2 separate regions of the Homo sapiens genome follow, and region 2 is linked to region 1. Evidence: chromatin loops called from intact Hi-C (ENCODE). Cell type or tissue: endothelial cell of umbilical vein. All regions are shown on one strand. Links, peaks and the distances in the headings refer to the core of each region. The heading gives the core; the rest is flanking DNA. Region 1 has its middle 10 kb from the start of GABRE. Region 2 has its middle 40 kb from the start of MAGEA4-AS1.

Region 1 (10,090 bases), core at 2,543-7,542:
ACAGAAGGAGAGGAGAGGACACAAACAGACTCATTCATTCATTCAACTAATATATGTTACTATGTGCCAGGTACTAGCCTAGGTGCTAAAGATCATAGTGATGAGAAAAGCAAATTGAAAGCCTTGTTCTTGTGAGGCATACATCCCAGAGAAATGAGACAGACCTCAAATAATAAATATAAGGAACAGACAAGTTACTTATATTTATACAGCACATTAGAAGGTAATAAATGGTTTGGAGAAAAATAAGCAGAATCTGATAAGTAGGATTCGGAGTGCTATGGGGGGATAATTTTAAATAGGGTGCTCAGGCAGAGCATCACTGAGAAGGTGATGTTTGGGGAAAGAGTGTTCTAGTAAGAATCAAGAAAAAGTGAAAATTATTAACATGTTCCAGGCCCAACAAGAAAGTCAGTGTGGCTGGAATAGAGTGAAGAAAGAGGAAGTAGCAGGAGATGAGGTTAGAGAGAAAACAAGATTGAGCTGGAAAATCATGGAGTGTCATGTAGCCATTGGAAGAAGTTAACTTTTCTTCTGATTGAAAGTGGGAGTCACTGGGAGAGTTATGAGAAGAGGAGTGACACAATTTGAATTACTTTTTTAAAGGACCACTTCCCTTAGAATAAATTGATGATGGTGAAGATAAAAACAGAGGGGCTAATTAAGGGGCAACTGCAGCAATTGCAAAAGAGATGATGGTCACAGTGGAGATAGTGAGAGGTATTCAGACTTTGGCTCTATTTTGAAAATGGAGTCAATAAGATTTCCTGCCAAATTATATGAAGTGTGAAAGAAAGAGAGACGTCAAGGATGGCTCCAGAATGGTAGAACTACCAACAGCTGAAATGGGGAAGGCTATGGATAGAACAGGTTTTTGTTTGTTTGCTTGTTTGTTTGTTTGTTTGTTTTTTCTGCTGTTTTGTTTTGTGGGAGTTTGGTTTTCCTGGAGTTTTGGTTGGTTTTGTTGGAAGATAGGTCAGAAGTTCAGTTTTCCACATGGTGATTTGAGGTGTCTATTAGACTTCCAAATTCAGGTGTGATCTTGAGTCTGAAATGTGGGTGGGAGAAAAGTGTAGCCTGGATATATACATTTGGGAATCATCAGTATAGAGATGGCACTTAAGGCCATGAAACTGAATGAGATGAACATGAGAGTGCATGTAGCTGGAGAAGGGGAGTGAGACAACGACTGAGCCCTGAGGTGAAGAGGATGGGAAGAAGAGAAGGAGCCAGGGAACAAGACTGAGAAATGTGACCAGTGAGGTAGGAAGAGGAAAACATCTCTTGATGTTTCACTCAGGAGAGTGAAACATCCTGCAAGTCAAGGAGAGAGAGATCAACTGTCAAATGATGCCGGCAGGTCCAGGGGAGTAAGACTAAGAATTGACCACTGGGGCTAGCAACATATAAGTCATTAGTGCCCTTGAGAAGAAAAATTTCTATGGTGTGTGCGTGTGTGTGTGCGTGTTGGGAAGGGTGGGTAGGAGAGGTAAAAGACTGCTCAAGTGGGTTCACAAAAGACTAGGAATTAGAGATAATGAGCTTAGAAACCTCCTTGGAAGAGTTTTGTTGCAGAAGGCAGCAGCAAAATAGGGCAGTTGTTGAAGAAGGAAGGAGACTCTAGAGAAGGTTACATGGGGAAAATAACAGCATGTGTGTATGCCAAGGGGAATGCCTAAGTGCAGAGTCAACCCTTTATACTACCAGGGAGGGAAGAGGAGTGCCGTGGTGTCACTGAGTCAGCAAGAAGGGATGAGATGTAACCCTTTGGAAGCAGAATTAGAGGAGGTGACTACCCTACCTCCAGACTCTGAGAAACATGGAGTGTGGAGAATGAATCTCTTCACTTGCCTCCCAGAACTGGTACCTAATCACAATGTATTGATTGGGTTAAGGACTGAGTGAGTAGTCGAGAGGCCTGCAGGGGAAGCTACATTCTCCAGGCAGGGAGGAACTGTAGTTGGATTTGGACAAAGAGGTAGAAGTAGTATTCAGAGATGAGATGGGAGTAGAGGAGGCATTTTTCTCCTAGAGCAAGGTGCTGGTGGGCCAGTGGGAGGTTTTGAAGATGTGGAGGGGGCACAGGAGTGCTCAGAGGTTCCGTGGAAGTTGAAGAAATGCAGAGTAGTACCACAGAGCACAGTGGAGGGCTGAGGTGGGTCTTGCTGAGGTTTGAGGGAGATGATTAACTGCACCCTCTCCCTTCTCTTGGAAATTCAGAGTAATTAACACAAAAGACATTGGAGTCAGAGAGATATAGAAATGTGGTTACTTCACCCACATCCCCTATAGTTCTCACCTTCGTAAAGCCCTTCCCCCAATGTACAACCCTGCCTCCTTTGTGTATTCTCATTCTTTGTAGGAGGGTAACACTTCCAGCTCCTCCCTCCTCTCTCACAGGCGCTGTTCTGGGTGTTGAGGATGCAGTGACAGGGCAGATTAAGTCTTTGCCTTCATGAAGTTTACATGTTTATGCAGGGAAACGGGCAATCAGCAGACAAGGAAATAAATCTGATAATTTCCAGTATGAAATGCCATGAAGAATGACTACAGGATAATGACTGGGGGGGACTCTCAGTCTGCCCAGGGTGCAGGGAACATCTTGGTCTCCTCTTGGGCTCTCTGGGAAGCTTGGAACCACAGGGTAATCAGCTCTGAAGGCCCTTTTGCCATTTCTAATTCCAATGTGGAATAAAGGGAGCGGGAGGAAGGCAAAATGACAAGGCTATTAATATACGAAAGGCTGCCAAGCCATTATCGTTTATTTCAAGTGGTGGTAAAAGCAGATGACTCATCCTTCAGAGCTGCAGGACTTTGCACCAAACAGTCTGGATAGTTTATTGGCTTGCCTGTTTTTCTGAGCTTGAAGTCAGGGTGACAGGGCTTCTGAGCTTGAATAATCCTGAGAAGCCATATTTCCTTACCCCAACCCTAAGAAAGACTTTCCCAGAAGGTCTCAAGGGAACAAATAGATGTTTCAGCAATGGTTTGGAGCCAGGAAGCTTCCTGGTGAAGATGAAGCCAAGCAGCTACACTGAAGAGTCTTTTTTTTTTTTTTTTTTTTTTTTTTTTGAGACAGAGTCTTGCTCTGTCGCCCAGGCTGGAGTGCAGTGGCATGATCTTGGCTCACTGCAACCTCCACCTCCCAGGTTCAAGCAATTCTCCTGCCTCAGCCTCTCAAGTAGCTGGGACTACAGGCACGTGCCACCACGCCTGGCTATTTTTTTGTATTTTTAGTAGAGACGGGGTTTCACTGTGTAGCCAGGATGGTCTCGATCTCCTGACCTCATGGTCTGCCAGCCTCGGCCCCCAAAGTGCTGGGATTACAGGCGTGAGCCAACGCGCCTGGCCAAGAGTCTTTGTGTTTTTCTTACCCTCCCTTACCAGCCATGCTTGCTTGCCCTGCTGTAGGTTAGGGAGGAAAAGAGGGAATCTCTTTCTGACATTTCCAGTAGTATCACCTTTTCCCTGGCAATCTGGTGAAATGTAGCCTATTAATGAAAGACATTTCTCCTCCCAAAGCTGTGGAAAACCAATTGTTGAGTTCATAATGCTTGCCAATCAGTTAGAACAATTGGGAATGTTGAGATTGGTCAAGTGCCCCAAGAGGCTCCTTGGATGGAAGAGCTGCCATCAAATTTATGGTGTGTAGCAGCCTGTCTTACAAAAGGGATTTGCTCCAACAGATTGGGAAGTGAACTCATCAGGGAAGTAAGTGTAAAAAGGTCTTTGTAAAGAGCAGGTGTTCTGTCTTTCCTGATGCATCATCAGTGATATCACTGGTTGGGCCTCAGTTCCAGCATTTTTATTGCTGGTGCTCTTGTATGACATAGAAAGGGCTCAGTGGTGAGCTAGATCACTTTGATACTGCCTGTTTCTATGGGCAACTTTGACAGGAACAACAACAGAGAATATTTTTCTCCCTCTAAAAGGGCTGTAAGAGAAATCAGGATTGGAAAGAGACTATAAAAGACTTGATGACATCAGCCTTAACTTTTTCCTGGAATAGAAGTCTTCCTCACAAGTAGGGCATTCAAACTCAGTTTGAGCCAGAGATGAGGAGCTCACTACCTCCACAGGGCAGCATGTGTCACTTTTCAATAAGCTCCACAGCAAAATAGTCGTTTGACATGGTAAGTGAAGAATTTTCTGAGAGAAGGTAGAGGAGTCAATCAGATCATCCCTTACTTTTCAAGTCCAAGTTGGCCAGGACAAAACAGTTAAACTTGAGATTAGAGAGCCTGTCCCTACTACTCTTGTGCTATGTGCACTCAGGCAGGCATAGTTTGAGCCCCCCCACACACACATAGAGGCATCCACTCTGTGACATTCATTATTTATTTTCACAAGAAAAATAACTAATTGACACATTGTCCTAATAGTTCTGATGTGATATAGACCAAAGATTAGCCAAGTATATAGAGACATCATACTTATCTCAATGTCCCAAAATCAATGCTAAAGCTCCTGCCATTTCTTCATAGACAAGCTTTTGGAACTTCACTCAGAGTCTGTTTACACTTAGTTTACAAACAGATCTACCTGTCTTGCAGAAACCTGGTTTTCCAGTCCACAGCAGCTTAACAGCAAAACTAGAAGAGAACAGGGCTTATTCACCTGATAATCCAGACTAGAAATAGTTATTAGTATTGTTATATTTTATGCAATTAACCATCGAATTTTCAGTATGTTCTTGGCAAAATCATTTTTCTTTTTCTGAACCTCAGTTTCTGTTTTTGTTTGTTTGGTGTGAGAAACTCCCTTGCATACTTAGGCTGTGTTATTGCTTAAGTCACCTATTGTGTTAGATAATTTACAGTACTTTTAGCTGCAAATAATGGAAACCCTTACTCAGACTGACTCAGACAACAAAAACATTTGTAACAGGAAGTCCATTCGTGTGTGGGCTGCTGGGTTGCTTAATTCAGCAGCTTGACATGTTATCGAAGACCATCTCACAGACATCACAATGGAGTTGGCTCTTTTCTTTAGTGGCAGAACTTGAACTAGAACAAGAACTAAATCTAACATCATATGACAGCTAACACGGTTCTGTTAGCTGCCTGTGCTGCCTTAGAACTGTGGGTATTCCCAAGTCAGCAGTTGCTTTCTGTATGAGGCTGTGTTTGGGGAAAAAAAAAAAAATCACTGGAAGCAGAAGAAAGCTGTCTCAGGGCACTCTTGATGTCAAATAGGCTTCCCTAACTCTAGGAAGAATCCGATTCCATGATATGGCTCCTTGTATATCAGAATGGAAAAAAGCCAAAGACGTTGGCCAGGACTTGGTCTGTTCAGGATGTTTCTCATCGGGAGAGGTGAGAACAGTGGATACTTTAAGGGATAGAGTGAGAAGTGAAACTGGCATACGTTTTCTCCTTTAGGTGTACAAGGGGGCTTTCAAGGATTTAAGGAAAGCAGTTTAGTCAGATTTGTGTTTTGTAAGGTTAACCTGGCTGTGATGGCAAGTCTGGATTTGAGGAAATGGGTGTGTGACCAGAAGTAGCTAGGTCTCTTAAGACTGTGTTGCAACATTCTGGGACAGAAATATTGAGAATTTGACTGAGGTCAGGGCAGAGGGGAAGGAGAAAAAGGGCCGAAAGTCTGTCAGATATTCATTCCAACCTGGTAGTTGTTGGCAGATTGTATGTAAGCTGGGAAAGGAAGGTTCCACTGACGGAGTCCATTAGGTTTCAGGTTCCATACCCCGACACTCTGATTGTCTCTGATGCCCTTCGCTGAAATGGGCTGCACAGAGAAGACAGGAAGCCATGTACTAGAAGATGGGGGTTTTGAAAATTTGGGATATGTTGACTCTGAGTCCAAGTGGAAGTTTCCAGGAGGCGGTTGAATATATCAGGCTGGAGCGTAGGACAGATATTTAGGTTATAGATTGACTTGTTAATATTAGGAATAGTATTGTACAGAACTATGTGATTTACAGAGCAGCTCTATCTTCATGATTTTATTTAGCTCTCACCCAAACTCTGTGAGGTAGACATTATCTTTCCCGCTTCCCAGCTGAAATAACTGTGTCTCAGAGAAAGTAGATGACTTGCCTAAGATTACACAGTCAGAAAGGAACAGAGCTGGGGCTAGAATGCAGGTCCCTCAATGCTGAGTGCCACATGCTTCCCCTTGTTCTTCAGATAGCAATGTCAGCCGCAGCAAGATCATGATAGAAGCTGTGGCAATTGCTGAGGTCCCTGGGAAAGCTTATGAAGAGCCAGAAGAGAGCTGGGCAGAGGATGGAGTCCTAGAGCTTTCGTGAAAGTAGACGTAAGCTGCCTGCAGCTGGGCCTGCAGAATTCTGATTGATGGGACAAAGTTATTATTCCACTTGCCTTTGGACCTTGCCTAGTCTCTTGACCCTGGGGATGCTGCAACTTTGCCTTTCCCAGCTCTCCTCCCACACCTACCCCAGCCTTCTCCTCCCTTTGCTCCTGCTGGAGTCACTGGGTTCTGGCTTGCAGTTTGGATCACGGTTCTGTACATTGTGCCTTGTAGTTCTGAACCTTGGCCATGTCCCTAGATTGTTGACTCACTGGATCCACCCTGGGCCTCCCTGGTTTGGTTTTGGACTCTGTCCAGGGTCTAGGCTGCCTGCTGTGTCACAGGGATTCAGCCACGTTTCCTCATCCCCTCTCAGGCCTGTTTTCTTAACAGTAGGTCACTGAAGAATGGCTGCGATTTGCCTGATTGGCAAACAAGACCCAGTGAAAGTTCACAGGGCATCTTCAACAGAAATGAGGGCTTTGCAGACTGGAGAGCTGTTCTCTAGGTGGCCCTTGTGGAGAGGCAGTACAAAAAAGTCTATAAGGCAAACATCAGCCAAATCGGGGTGAGTTGGAGGAAAGAGGGTACCAAGGAAGACAATGCAAGCTCTGGTTTCTGCCTTCAGGGAAACGAGATGCCATTTCTTTGAGTCCTCAGCAGGAAGCAGTGAGCAGGAGAACTGCACTGAGGACAACCATACTTCTTGTATCACATTTTCCAGCCTGGGGAGTGAGGGATCTACACAAGAGTACTGAAAGGAAGTTCACCACTTTTAGCATCAATGCTCTTGAAAAGTATTATTTAAACCATATTATGAGGGAAACTCATCTCCCAGATAAGGCTTATTTTTCTACCCTAGGGAAAGGAAGCACACCAGACATATGTAACCTGTTCCTAATGACTCCTGGTTCTTATTGTAAACTTCGCTTCCTGTCCTTGGCCATGACAGCAGTTGTCTTGGTTGCCACTTAGACAAAGTCACTTTATTCCTATGGAAAATGGCCTAGATGGATGTGCTTTTTGGCGTGTCTCTCTTTTTACAGGATTTTTTTTCTCTTTCTTTGCTGTCAATCTGTCAACTGCCACTTCTTATGATCATCACTGAGCTTGCTGCTTGCATGAATCCACTTTTTCTCGCTACTTCTTATTTACTTTGAGATTGGAATTTAAATACCTACGTTTCATAGAATTTTATGTAAACTAAAGTTTGTGGGCTCTGAGTGAAATCCTGAGGGGGCCCTCTCTGAAGAAAGTGCATGTGATATGGAGCTTGGGATTCGTGGTCACGATTTCAATTGCTCTGGAGGCTTTCCCTTTTTTTCTTCCTCTCTCTCTCTCAGTTGTGTTCTCAATAAGTGTGCCTTATTCATTCTTTCAGCAAATATTTTCTGAGCACTTCCGGTATGTCAGGGATTCTTTTGAAGCTTGGGGATACAGAAGCAAGCAAAGCAGGAAGGATCCTTGACCTCCTGAGGCTTTCATTTTGTGGGAGGAAATGCTTTGAAAATAAGTCCATGACACTATATATTTGAAGGTGGAAAACGCTAGGAAGATAGATGAAGTAGAGGAGGGGGTGGTATAGTGCTGAGGGTTCAGGTCATTATTTGTATTAGGATGCCATGATTGATAAGGGAATTGGATGGAGAGAATGAGCCATGTGGATATCTGAGGGGAAAAATTCCAGAGAGAGGGAGGAGAAAGACAAGGGCCCCGAGGTGGGTGAGCGCATGCCCACTGTGTCAAAGAAATAGCAATGGGGCAAGTGTGACTAAGCAGAGTGGGCAAAGAGGAGAGTGGTAGGACATAAGGTCAGATAGGTGGCAGGAGCCGGATCCTGAAATGTCTTCAGAGCTGTTGGAAGGACACTAGTTTTCACTCTGAATGAGATGGGAGGACCATTAAAGTGCTTTTCAGAAGAGGAGTAGATTTTTGGGCTGAATTGTGGACCCTCTACAAATTCTTAAGTTGAAGTCCTCACCCCCACTACCTCTGAGTGTGACTGCATTTGGAGATAGGGTGTTTAAAGTGGTAATTAAGGTAAAATGAGGTCATTAGAGTGTGCCCTTATACAATGTGACTGGTGTCCTCATAAAGAAAAAGTGATTAGGACACAGACGCACCCAGAAGGAAGACCATGTGAAGACACAGGGAGAAGACACCATCTACAAGCCAAGGAGAGAGGCCTCAGGAGCAGTTAACCCTACCTACACCTTTGTCTGTGATGTCCAGCCTCCAGAACTATGAGACAATGTATTTCTGTTGTTTAAGCCACCCAGTCTGAGGTATTTTGTTATGGCAGCCCTAGCAGACTAATACAAGTGGCATGATCAGACTTAACTTTAAAACAGCATTCTGGCTCCAGTGTAAAGAAAGAACTATTGAGACACAAGGGCAGCCACATAAATTATCTGTGGATATGAATATTGAGGGAGCATAGTGAAAGTTGTTCAAAAGTGTGTGTTGGACTCAGAGTTGAAGGAGCTGATGAACATAGGCTGGAAGAGAACGAAAGGGAGGGTATGCCAGGGAGTGAGTGACGTACAATGGGATTGAGAACCTGTTTAAAGAAATGATGCAAAGGACAGAAAACACCTTGGTCTGACAAGGCCTAGGAATCCTCATTGGGAACACATACCATCAAACTGGCAAGATAAAGAGAGTCTTGTTCATGTGAGGCTGTGTTATGTCCTGGTAAGTGTGAAAGCAGTACGCAGGGCAACAATGGAGGTGAACTGAACTAAGAACTATATGCAGATGACTCTTAGAAAGCAGGAAAGATGGAACATAGGATAGTAAAAGAAAATGCACGTGCTTGGAGTTAGGTGACTGGAGTACTAACCTCAGGCTTGCCACTCGTGTGGGAGATAATTTGAGCCTTGATATATTTCTTTTTCCATTAGAGCCAAAAATTTACACCTTGCCTGCCTCACAGTACTGTTGGGAAGGCCAAGTATGATAAAGGCTAAATAAATTTTTTTCTAAGTTATATAAAGACCTTTAGGTATAAATGCAAGTGAAAGGTTAAGCCTAGCTTGTAGGTGTGAAGGAAGCAAGAGGAAATTGGTGTGGCCAAAGCTGCTAGCTGTGTAGCTGAATCTAGTTTCATTTTCTTCCATAAAATAAAATTGTAGCTGGGCATATAGCTATCCAGCAAGACCACATTTCCAAGAATCTCCTGCAGTTACGTACTGTCATACGACTATCTTATCAGTAATGGAATGTAAGCAGAAGTAATTATATGTCACTTTCTGGCCTGAATCTTAAGAGCACAGTATGTCTCCTCCTTGTGCTCTTCTCCCTTCCTACCAGCTGGAATCCTTTTATGGTGACCACCCATACTTAACTATGTAGATGATGCTAATGTTGTAATGGATAGCCAAGCAACAACTTGGAAGGAACATGGTTCCTAAATGACTTCAAAGGGGCTGAGCCACTTGCCAATCAGATTCCTTCACATCAGAACTCTTAAGTGAGAGATAAATATCTGCTTTGTTATCTCAGTCATCCCTTTGGTGAGTTTCTGTTACAACAGTTTGCCTTTACCCTAACTAAAATGGAAATGTATCTTCAAGTAGGGTACTATTGCAACAACATCTCAGCAGGTAGGTTGCAGGGACAACAATATTAATATTATAGGCTTGAAAGCTGGTAACTTTTCATGTCATGGCAAAGCATGAAAAGCATGATAGCATGGCAAAACTGTCAACTAAAATAACTTTGAATGCAGTATGATGCCTACTGAGACTATAACTCTAGAGAAAGTGATTGGAGTCAGTGTCTGTGTTGGCTGTTCCTTGATGCTTTTAGAAAAGCATTA
Region 2 (10,090 bases), core at 2,332-7,331, 110 kb before region 1:
ATTCATATTGTTTGACTCATGGTTCCAGTTTCCATCTTAAAGCCAGCAGAATAACATCTTCCAATGTTTCTCTCTTTCTGACTCTGCCCCTTTTGCTTTCCTTTTATGATTGCATTAGGCCCACCAGGATAATCCAGAATAATATTCTTATCTCAAGTTCCTTAACTTAATCACACCTGCCAAGCCCCTCTTGCCATGGAAGGTAACATATTCACAGGCTCTGAAGATTAGAATATGAACATCTTTAGAAGACTGTTATTCTGACTACAGCACTTATCAAAGACACTAGTTTCAGACTTTTAAACAAGATTCAGTCAGATTTTCTATGTAGATTATAATAATGTCTGCAAATAAAGGGTTTTTATTTTTCTTTTTCAATCTACATGCTTGCCTGCCTGCCTGCCTGCCTGCCTGCCTGCCTTCCTTCCTTCCTTCCTTCCTTCCTTCCTTCCTTCCTTCCTTCCTTCCTTCCTTCCTTCCTTCCTTCCTTCCTTCTTCTTCCCTTATTTTTCTTCTGGCTTTATTGCAGTGGTTAGAATCTCTAGTACAATGTTAAATAGACGTGATGAAAGTGAACTCCTTATCTTGTTCCAGATCTTCAAGCAAGGTCATTCATTCCTTTATCATAATGTATTATGATTTCTTATAAGTTACTTTTATCTGGTTGTGGAAGTTCTCTTCTATTCCTAGTTTGTGCAGAGGTTTCATAAGTAATGGATTTTGAATACTGCCGAATGCTTCTGCTGAGGTCATCATATGGGTCTTTTTAGATTTGTTAATATGATGTACTACATTGATTAATTTTCAAACATTAACACAAACTTGCATTCCTGGGATAAATCTACTTGAACATGATGTAGTATCCTTTTTACATGTTGCTGGCTTTTAATTTGCTAAAAATATTTTAAGATTCTTTTTAAAATTATGTACTTGAAGATATTGGTCTTTAGTTTTCGTTTCTTGTAATGTCTTTATTTGCTTTTATTATTAAGATAATGTTGGTCTCATAAATTGAGATGGAAAGTATTTCTTTCTCTTCAGTTATAAATGTAGACATGCAAAAACTCCAACAACATAATAGCAAACCAAATCCAGCAACATTTAAAAAGAATTATAAAGCATGACCATGTGGGATTTATCCCAGGAATACAAGGTTGGTTTAATATCTGGAAATAATGTAATATATAATATTAATTGGTTGCTAGAATCACATGATCATCTCAATAGATGCAGAAAATATTCAGCCCCCTTTCTTGGTAAGAACACTTAATAAACTGGGAATAGAAGGGATGATCTGTTAGTGCTGATGTCTTTCACCTTTTGTATGTCTGAAAAAAGCTTCATTTTTCATATCATATCATACCATATCATGTGATTTTCATATCACTTCCTTTTTGAGTGACATTTTTCCTGGGTGTGGAATATTAGGTTGACATGTTGTTTTCAATACTTTAAAAATATTGCTTCACTATCTTCTCACTTGCGTTATTTCCAACAAAAATCTTATGCCCTTATCTTTATTCCTCTGCTACATATTTCTTTTCTGTCTCCTCTAGGTTTTCTTATTATCTCTGTTTTTCATAATTTGTTTGTGATGTGCCTTGGTGTAATTTTCTTCATGTTTCTTGTGATCCCTGTTTGCTGAGCTTTTTGGATTGGTGGGTGATACGGTTTGGATGTTTTATCCCCTCCAAATCTCATGTTGGAATGTGACTTCCAATATTAGAGGTGGGCTCAGTGGGAGGTGTTTGTGTCATGGGGAACAATCCCTCACAAATGGTTTGATGCTGTGTTCACAGTATTAAGTTAGTTCTCACTTTATGAGTTCATGCAAGATCTGGTTGTTTAAAAGAACCTGGACCCTCTTCCCTCTCTCTTGCTCCTTCTCTCTTCATGTGACACACTGGCTCCCTGTTTGCCTTCCACCATGATTGTAAGCTTCCTGAGGCCTTACCAGAGGCACATGCTGGCACCACCATGCTTCCTGTATAGCCTGCAGACCCATGAGCCAAAATAATCCTCTTTTCTTTATAAATTACCCAGTCTCGGGTATTACTTTTAGCAATGCAAAATGGGCTAACACAGTGGGTTTATATTTTTCATCAAATTTGGAAAAAAAGGACATCATTTTGTTACATAATTTTTCTGTTTGCCTCTCATTTTCAGAGACTCTAATTATATGTATATTAGAGCACTTGCAGTTTTCTACAGCTCAGTGATGCTCTGCTATTTTTTTTAACTTCTCTTTTCTCTCAGCTTCCCATCTTGGATAGTTTATTTTGCTATATCTTCAAGCTCACTTTTCTTTTTTTCTGAAATATCTAATTTGTTAGTTAATCTCATCTAGTGCATTTTTATCTCATTTTTTTAAGTTTTCATCTGCAGAAGTTTGATTTGTGTCTTTTTATATCTGTCACATTTCTACTTAACTTTTTACCATATGGAACACAATTATAATTATTCTTTTAATGTCCATGTTTGCTAATTCTGATATCTGTATCACTTCTGGGTTGGTTTCAACTGATTAATTTTTCTTTCTGTTGTTTGGATTTTTCTAGTTCATTGCATGCCTGCAATATTTGTTTGGAGCCAGACATTTTGATTTTACCTTGTCAGGTGCTAGATTTTACCTTGTCAAGTGCTATATTTTTGAATTCCTATAAACATTATCAATCTTCATTCTGGAATGCAGTTAAGTTAATTAGAAACAGTCTGGTCCTTTTGATTTATTAGGTGGGAGTGGGACATTGCTCAGTCTAGGGTTCATAATTCCTCACTTTTGAAGCAAGAATACTGTGTACTCTATCCATTGTCAGGTGAATTACGAATTTGTCTAGTCTGGCTGGTGGCAGCAGGTACTGTTCCAGATTGTGTGAGTGCTATGTCCTTCACTCTCATCCTTTTAGATAATTCTTACCCCAGCCTCCAATAGTTTCCTCATATGCATGTGCTGATCAGTATTCTGTTGAATACTTGAGGGGGGCACTCCACAGACATCTGGAATTATTTCTATGTGTATCTTTCTACTCTCCAATATTCTGCACTACAAGCTCTGGCTGTCTTTGTTTTCCCAAAATCCAAGCTGGAAGTCTTCAATTCAGGGATACTGTAAGGCTTTGCCTGGGTTTTCCCTCCTTGCATCACATCTTAGAAGATTTTCTAGGCAATAAGCTGGGAAAATCATAGTACTCACCAACTGTTTCTCTTTTCTCCAGGATCACTGTTCTTTGTTACGTGATGCACAGAGTCCTGAAAAGTATTGTTTCACACATTTTGTTCTTTCAGGCAGGAGAATAAATCTAATCCTTATTACTTTAACTTGGCAAGAAGTGGAAGTCCCAATGTTATTTAATTTTAATCAATCTACATTTATGTAGCCACATAGCATAGTGCACTTCTAGAGGATTCAGAAGTTCAGTGAGACCGAAGTGTAGAAAGCAAGAAACATGTCGTCAGATGAAGCTGGTCTAATCAGGCTCTCTGTTTGTATTGGATTCTAGTTATATGCCACCCCAGTTTTGCTCAGCCCTGCCCACTTTCCAGACACAAAGTCATTTTCTCAATGAAAAGCCCCATATGCCACTGCTATTGCCTTATTACCTAGCACTGTCAGTAATTTTAGTCACTTTCTACTTCAAGGTGAGGGTTAGGCTCCATTGTATCCTCCACTGAGTCTACCGTGGTAGAAGTTGCAAGTGTTGTGCTACCCAGGCCTGATCCTACTGCATCCAATAGAAGCCCTGGTCCCTCCTATCACTTCTAGACTCAGATGAAGTGCCTTAGGCACCATGGGGTCTCACTTCCATAATGGATACCTGAAGGGTGGATAGCATAACCTGAATGTACAGGTAGGTTAGTAGCTTCTGAGTTGAATTTTCATCAATAAGCAACAAGAGATAGAATCGACTATTCTGCAGCAAGGTGGTTCCATTCCAACTGTCCACAGATGCCTAATGCCCCTGAGCAACAGGCTGAGTTTCTTTGGAAATTCTGGACAGCTGCATAGTCTGCCACCTGATATTTGCTTTCCTACCTTTCTTACCTGACTTATCTTTTTCACATCACTCTTGCTGTCTCAAGACTGAATCGCTAAATAAAGCCTTAGGATGTAAACTTCATATTTGGCTATGCTTTTTAAGCAACTCTGAGTACGACTGTTTTGTAGGTCATGGTCCAAATTTAAGACTTCAGGACCTTGGAAAACCCTTGGAGTATATGAGGTAGGAGAGTGAAAATGCACACTGACTGCTGAATGGAGAATAGGTTTGAGGGGATTAGAGTAGAGGCAGTAAGGCCAATTAGGGGCTATTGCTGTAGTTTAGGCCACAGTTGATGTTGGCTTGGACTAGGGCAGTGACAGTGAAGTAGTAGAGTAAGCAGATATATTGTAGAGAGATTTAGAAGGTAGGCTAAAAAGTAACTCATGATGGAATAGGTGAGAGGTAGAATGATGATTGAGGAGTCATAAAGGAATCTTAAGTTACTGGCTTTAATAATTGGGTAAATGTTGTCATTTTCAGATACCAGGGAAATTGTGGAGCATAAGATTTGGAAGATGAATTTGAATTTGAATATGTTGAATTTAAAGATACTATGGGCCATCCAATAGGATGGATTTAATTCTGCTTTCATGGGAATGAGCATGCATTCCATGACCTCATTGCCCTCTCTGTGACTCACCCATTGGCAATCTCTCTGCTGTTGTTGGGGAAGGGACGCAAGTCTTTTGGTATTTTGTTTTATCTCAGTAACAAAGGAGAGGTCAGGTCTCTGGTAGGGAAAATGTGTTGTTTTATGTTTCACTTTGCTTTCTGTTCTTGAATTCACCTAGATGCCCATAGACAATGAAAGATACAGCAGTTCTTCAGAGAACAAGGGATATCTGAACTTACAGCAGGAAGTTGAGTTCTAGCTATGGTTGCTGTGGTCCCCCTTAATGAAGTGATCTCAGCTGTGCCACCTTTTTGCTCCCACCACAGGGTCTCTGAGAGGCAATGAACTGCCCAGAAGCCCACCCAGGGCTTCTCTACCTCATTTAGTTGGGTCTTCTGCTTAGCAATGTTCTCCCTCTCCTGATGGGGAGGGTAAATAGCTAAAACTATTCATCATTTAGGGCAAATAGCTAGAACTATTCATCAGGCCTCTGTCGGGTGTTTCGAGGATTTAGGTTCAATGCTGAGGACAAGTCTCATTGCAGACATAAAGCTTGGGGCTTTGGGGCCCTCACAGCAGGCAGCTATGATGCAGGTCTAAGTTATTACTCTGGTTGAGTCATTAAAGATTTTGAAATTGAAGCTATTTGTACCCCTGCCAAGCACAGCTCTCTGGTCTGGAAGGATCTTATCTATGTCCTGAACAAGTGAGTAATTCTCTGCCCACACTGTGCTTCATCTGTAGGCAGGGTCCAACTACCTGTGTAAATAGCCTGATGGGGCAGAGATTTGGCAAGCCATCCTGCATATTTATGTGGCCCCCAGGCCTCCACCTGCATACTTGTTAGTCTAATATCCCACGAGCTGGTCCTAAATTGAATTAACCTAGCATAAAAGGATATTACTCCAGGCTGGGTCGTGGTTCTTGTCTGGAGAATTTTGGTGATCTTCAATGTCCGAGATATCTGCAGTCTGTATTCATTGTTCTCCTAGGCATGGGCACACTGCCATAGGTCACACTTGATCTTTGCCCTATTGATGCTCACAGTTTGGAGGTGCAAGTAGATCTGTGGCCAGTTAATAATTCTATAAGGAAATTAGTAATAAGTTTTCTGAGCTACAAATTACTACAGCAGCCAAATAACCAACAGGATTGCAACCCAACAAAGTATCCTGGAGGAAGCAGCATTTGAGCTGAGTCTTTTAAGATGCAATTCTTCAGACATGTAGAGATTAGATGCAAGGCATTCCACTTTGAGAGAACTGTGTAAGCAAGAGAAAGAAGTGATACAGTACAAAATCTGCTCAGGGCACGGGAAGAACTCTAAGGTGTTTGAGGGTGAAGAGGTAGGAAGGGAGGAGATGCAACAGCTAAGGACAACATACCAAGGACCGTGCAGCCACACAATCAACTGTTATTTAGTATGTGCCCCAGAGCAAAGGAAGGTGTCTGAGTTGCATGGAGGTGGGTAGGGACAGGATAGTCACAAATATCTGTGTTTTGGAAGTCAGTCTAGAGAACAGAATGTGTGGAGGTAAAATAGAGAGTTCCATTTGAAGATGATAGCATGATTTCAGTGAGAGTTGAGGGAGGCTAAAGCACTGGAACTGGGGTTGGAGAAGAGACAGAATGGATAGAATTTGTCCTCAAACTACAAAGAGGGAGAGGAAGGATAAAGGCAGTTCCCAGGATGCCTTCAGGAATCTTCCAGGAAGATGAGAGCACCACCCTTAAAATGGGGAATTCTGGAGGAGCAGTAGAGTAAGGAGGGCTGATTTGGTCAGGTTTGGCCACAGTGAAGTGCAACATGTATGTTGAGCAGCCAGGTGCATTGCAGGCAATTGATAATGTGGGCCTTTCCACTCGAAAAGGGGCCCATGTGAAATCTTGAGATTCTTTAGAATCTGACCAGCTGTATTGCACCACCAGTGCAGAGCCCAGATGGGGATATGGTTGCTTTTTACCCAGTGGGCAGAATTAGTGCATTACCGCAGATACAGCTACACCTAGTTCCAAAAGACTTGTCAGATGTCAAACCTCATGAGACTCTCAGCCTGAACTTAGTCTTGATTCTGGTTCTGCTAGGGTGTAACTTCAGTTAAACAGCCTGAAGAGCAAAAGAGCAACAATTCTGTCTGTATTCTTATTGGCAAAACACCCCAAACTAATAGCATGATTTTAGCAGCTTTGAGAGGCCTTTGGGGGCAATTACTAGGACACATAATGGAAAGATCAAACACCTGTTGCTGGGATTAAATGCTTTCCCTTAGCCCTGTGTAGAGCTGTTGATGGGTTGATGGGGACCCAACAAGGGGAAGCTTTCTGTAGAAGAGCTGGAGGCCAGCACATCTGAGCCTTCTTGAAGTAGGAATGCAGGGTGGCAGGTGTGGCAAAAAAGATAAGGAAGTCCCTAACTCCTGGCATCCCAGCATCCTATATGCAGAATGGGAAGGCCCTCAGATTCCACCTCATCTGCCTCCCCATTGTTCTAGTAATGACGCTAAGGCTTGGATATGGAGCAAAGATTGGTCAGAAGCCAAACATCCAGTCAGGGATGAAATCAGGTTGGGCTCCAGTTTAGATTCCTGGCTTGATGTTTGTGATGGTTAGTTTTGTGTGTCAACTTGACTGGGCCACAAAATGCCCAAATATTGGGTTAAACTTTTTTTTTTCTGGGCGTGTGTGTGAGGGTGTTTCTGAAAGAGATTAACATTTAAAGTAGTGCATTAAGTAAAGCAGATGGCCATCCCCAATGAGGGTCGGCATGATCTAATCTATTTATGGTCCAAATAGAGCCAAAAGGCAGAGGAAGGTTTAATTTGCTCTCTGCCTGACTGCTTGAGTGGGGATATTCATTTCTCCTGCCCTCAGTGCTCCTGATTCTCAGGTCTTCAGATCCAGGCTGGAATTCACACCATCGGCTTTCCAGATATCAGGCTTTTGAGCCAAACCACCAGCGTTCCTGAGTCTATAGCTTGCAGACAGATCGTGGGACTTCTCAGCTTCTATAATGGTGTAAGCCAATACTTCATGATAAATCTCTCTCTCTCTCATTCCTCTCTTCTATCTCTCCTCTTTCTCTGTCTCCTCTCTTCTCTTTCTCTCTCTCTCTCCATATATATGTGTGTGTGCGTGTGTGTGTGTGTGTGCGTGTGCATGCATCTGGGTTGAATCTTCCACTATACCCAATCTGTTGGGACTGGTTCAGAACTAACAGCCATGGGCCCACAAGCTTAATTTCAAGATGTCAGGCTTTCACATCACTGGCCCTGGGCCTATAGAGAGTGGAGACAGGGGAAGAAGCCTATGTAGTATTTTGTTGAGAACGATTCTACAAGGAATTCGGGCTGCTGGGCCTCAGCAGATGGGACTTTTTTTTCCCCAAGAGACTGCTCAGAGCCACCTCTTCCCCATGGGTGAGACATTACCAGCACAGAGGTTTGCATGCAGTCCAGTGTTCTACTTTATTAACCACCAGTGACACTCAACAGAAAACCTATTTTAAACCAGTTTTCTCTATGCTTTCCAGCCTCTGAAATCATCATCTACACTTTTTTTCTTTGCTCTAGTTCTTTTTGTCACAGAAACTTTCACTGTAAGGTGCTCTTTCCCCAAAGTGGGGAGCCTGGCAGGAAGGCTTCTTTCAGTCTGCAGGGTGTAATTACAGTGAGAGGAGCAGTGCCATAGGCACCTCTGTCTCCCATTTGCAGACAGATGGATGCTGTTCTCCCCCTTCCTTTTGGTCCCCTCTAGTTAATCCAGACCTCAGGATTTGTGTTACTTTTCAGGAATCCTCCCACAAGCACTAGCACAGAGCTAAATGCTCAGAAGAAACTGAAACATGAACCCTCCATACATGCCCAAAAGGGAAGCTGGAGAGCTAGGGTAGCATTAGTGAGAAAAGGAAGGGGACACCTGTAACTTTGGCAAGGCCTTGCTGAGTACCTTTAGTAAGTCCTTCTCATTCATTTTAGGGGAGCAGAGAAATGTGGGGAGGTGGCCAGTGGATAGAAACCTTTGGGAGAGACTAAGGCTGGTTCAACGCCAGGGCACTGGCTCAGATGGTCAGTGACCGGCAGCAAGCACAGTCAAAGGAACAACCCAAATAACTTACTTCCAATGTGCCTGGTCTGCACTTCTAAAATTTTCCAGTGAAGATGGGACCACAGAGATGGCATCTAAGATGGCTGGCCCAGAGTAGGCTCTGTGGAAATGATAGGAGAATTAATGATTCCAGATGGATAGGACATGGAGTATGGATGATCATTTTCATTTAATTTTCTCTAATTTGCTTTTCCAGGTATTTCTACTGCATTTCATTTTCTGTATTAATTTTTTTATGGAATCCCGGTTTATGAGCATTTAACAATGTCCAGGGCATAATAAGCATCAAATTATCAGCTGATATTATTATTAATCAGCATTTCAAGTCTTGTTAATACCCTGCAGGTGTCTTCAGTCTCCAAATAGGTCTTCTTTGTGGAAGGAGGAGTTAAATGAAGACCTGGTGCTCCAGGCTGCTAAGCCTCTGGGGTGGCCTCAGTCCTATCAGTACCCAGATCCTAGCAGCACCTTGCTTGCCCAAGAACAGCAGCCCAATCCTTAGTAGGCCTACAGAGGTTGGAGGAGAAGAAACAGGGAGCTCAGTACTCAGTGGCAGCAGGGACATAGCACAAGCGCACTGCCCTGCCAAGTGCAAAACTCATCCTGGCTGCAGGCACTCTCTGGCACTCAGCCCACAACCTGGGCAAGGACGAGAAATCATGTCTTCAGAGGGGCAGTAACTTGTCCAGGGTGCCACAGCAAGAGATGGCAGAGCAGAAGTAAAAGCCAAGGCTGCAGCCTTGACCATGTCTGGTGACCTCTGCTTCCTAGCTTCACATTCTTGGGAGTCATATTTAAGACTTTTCTGGGAAAGGATGATAATCTTTTCCCCATCCTCTCTCACTCCTAGGCAAATAAAAGAACTTGCAAAAGCGAAGATCATCAGAAAAAAAGCATAAAAGTGTCTCTTTCTACTGATAGCATCTCTCCCAGCCTGCTCAGCCATTCACGTGACTTAGCAGGGCTCAGGTTTGAGCATGTCCTATTCACCTCTCACTGAGAAGCACAGAGCAGAGAGAGGGCTTTTCACCTCAGCTGCCTGCCTCCGCTTCTGCCCTCTACAATCTAATCTCCACACAGCTGCTAAAGTGATTTTTTAAAAAACACAAGTCAGATCATGTTACTTCTGTGCTTACAGTCCTCAGTGACCCCCATCTCATCCAGAGCAGATACCCAAACTTTTATCGTGGCCCCAAAGACCCTCCATGCTATGGACCTCACTGTCTTGCTGGCCTCCCCTCTCCTGTCACTGTCCCTCCTGGACACTCCTTTCCCACAACCCCAGCCTCCTTGCTGTCCCTCAATCTCAGGAAGAACAAGGACCTCACACTTG

Evidence for each region. Peaks named below come from ENCODE experiments on the same cell type or tissue, not always from the same donor. Only the 100,000 strongest peaks of a DNase experiment are listed, where the experiment ranks them.
Region 2: a loop joins it to region 1, with 7 times the contacts of the local background. A loop is called at or near these places in 4 of 110 quality-filtered maps.

Annotation. Positions count from the first base shown.
Region 1 is chrX:151,979,605-151,989,694 of GRCh38, forward strand. No RefSeq gene overlaps it. Among named protein-coding and RNA genes, the nearest start is that of GABRE, 10 kb to the left of the region's middle. RefSeq lists a silencer at 6,445-6,664. In endothelial cell of umbilical vein, for the core only: no CTCF peak of the experiment used is centred there; DNase peaks (open chromatin) are centred at 2,797, 3,867, 4,907 and 6,617; H3K27ac peaks cover 4,819 bases.
Region 2 is chrX:151,866,099-151,876,188 of GRCh38, forward strand. No RefSeq gene overlaps it. Among named protein-coding and RNA genes, the nearest start is that of MAGEA4-AS1, 40 kb to the right of the region's middle. In endothelial cell of umbilical vein, for the core only: no CTCF peak of the experiment used is centred there; DNase peaks (open chromatin) are centred at 4,683 and 5,303; H3K27ac peaks cover 1,640 bases.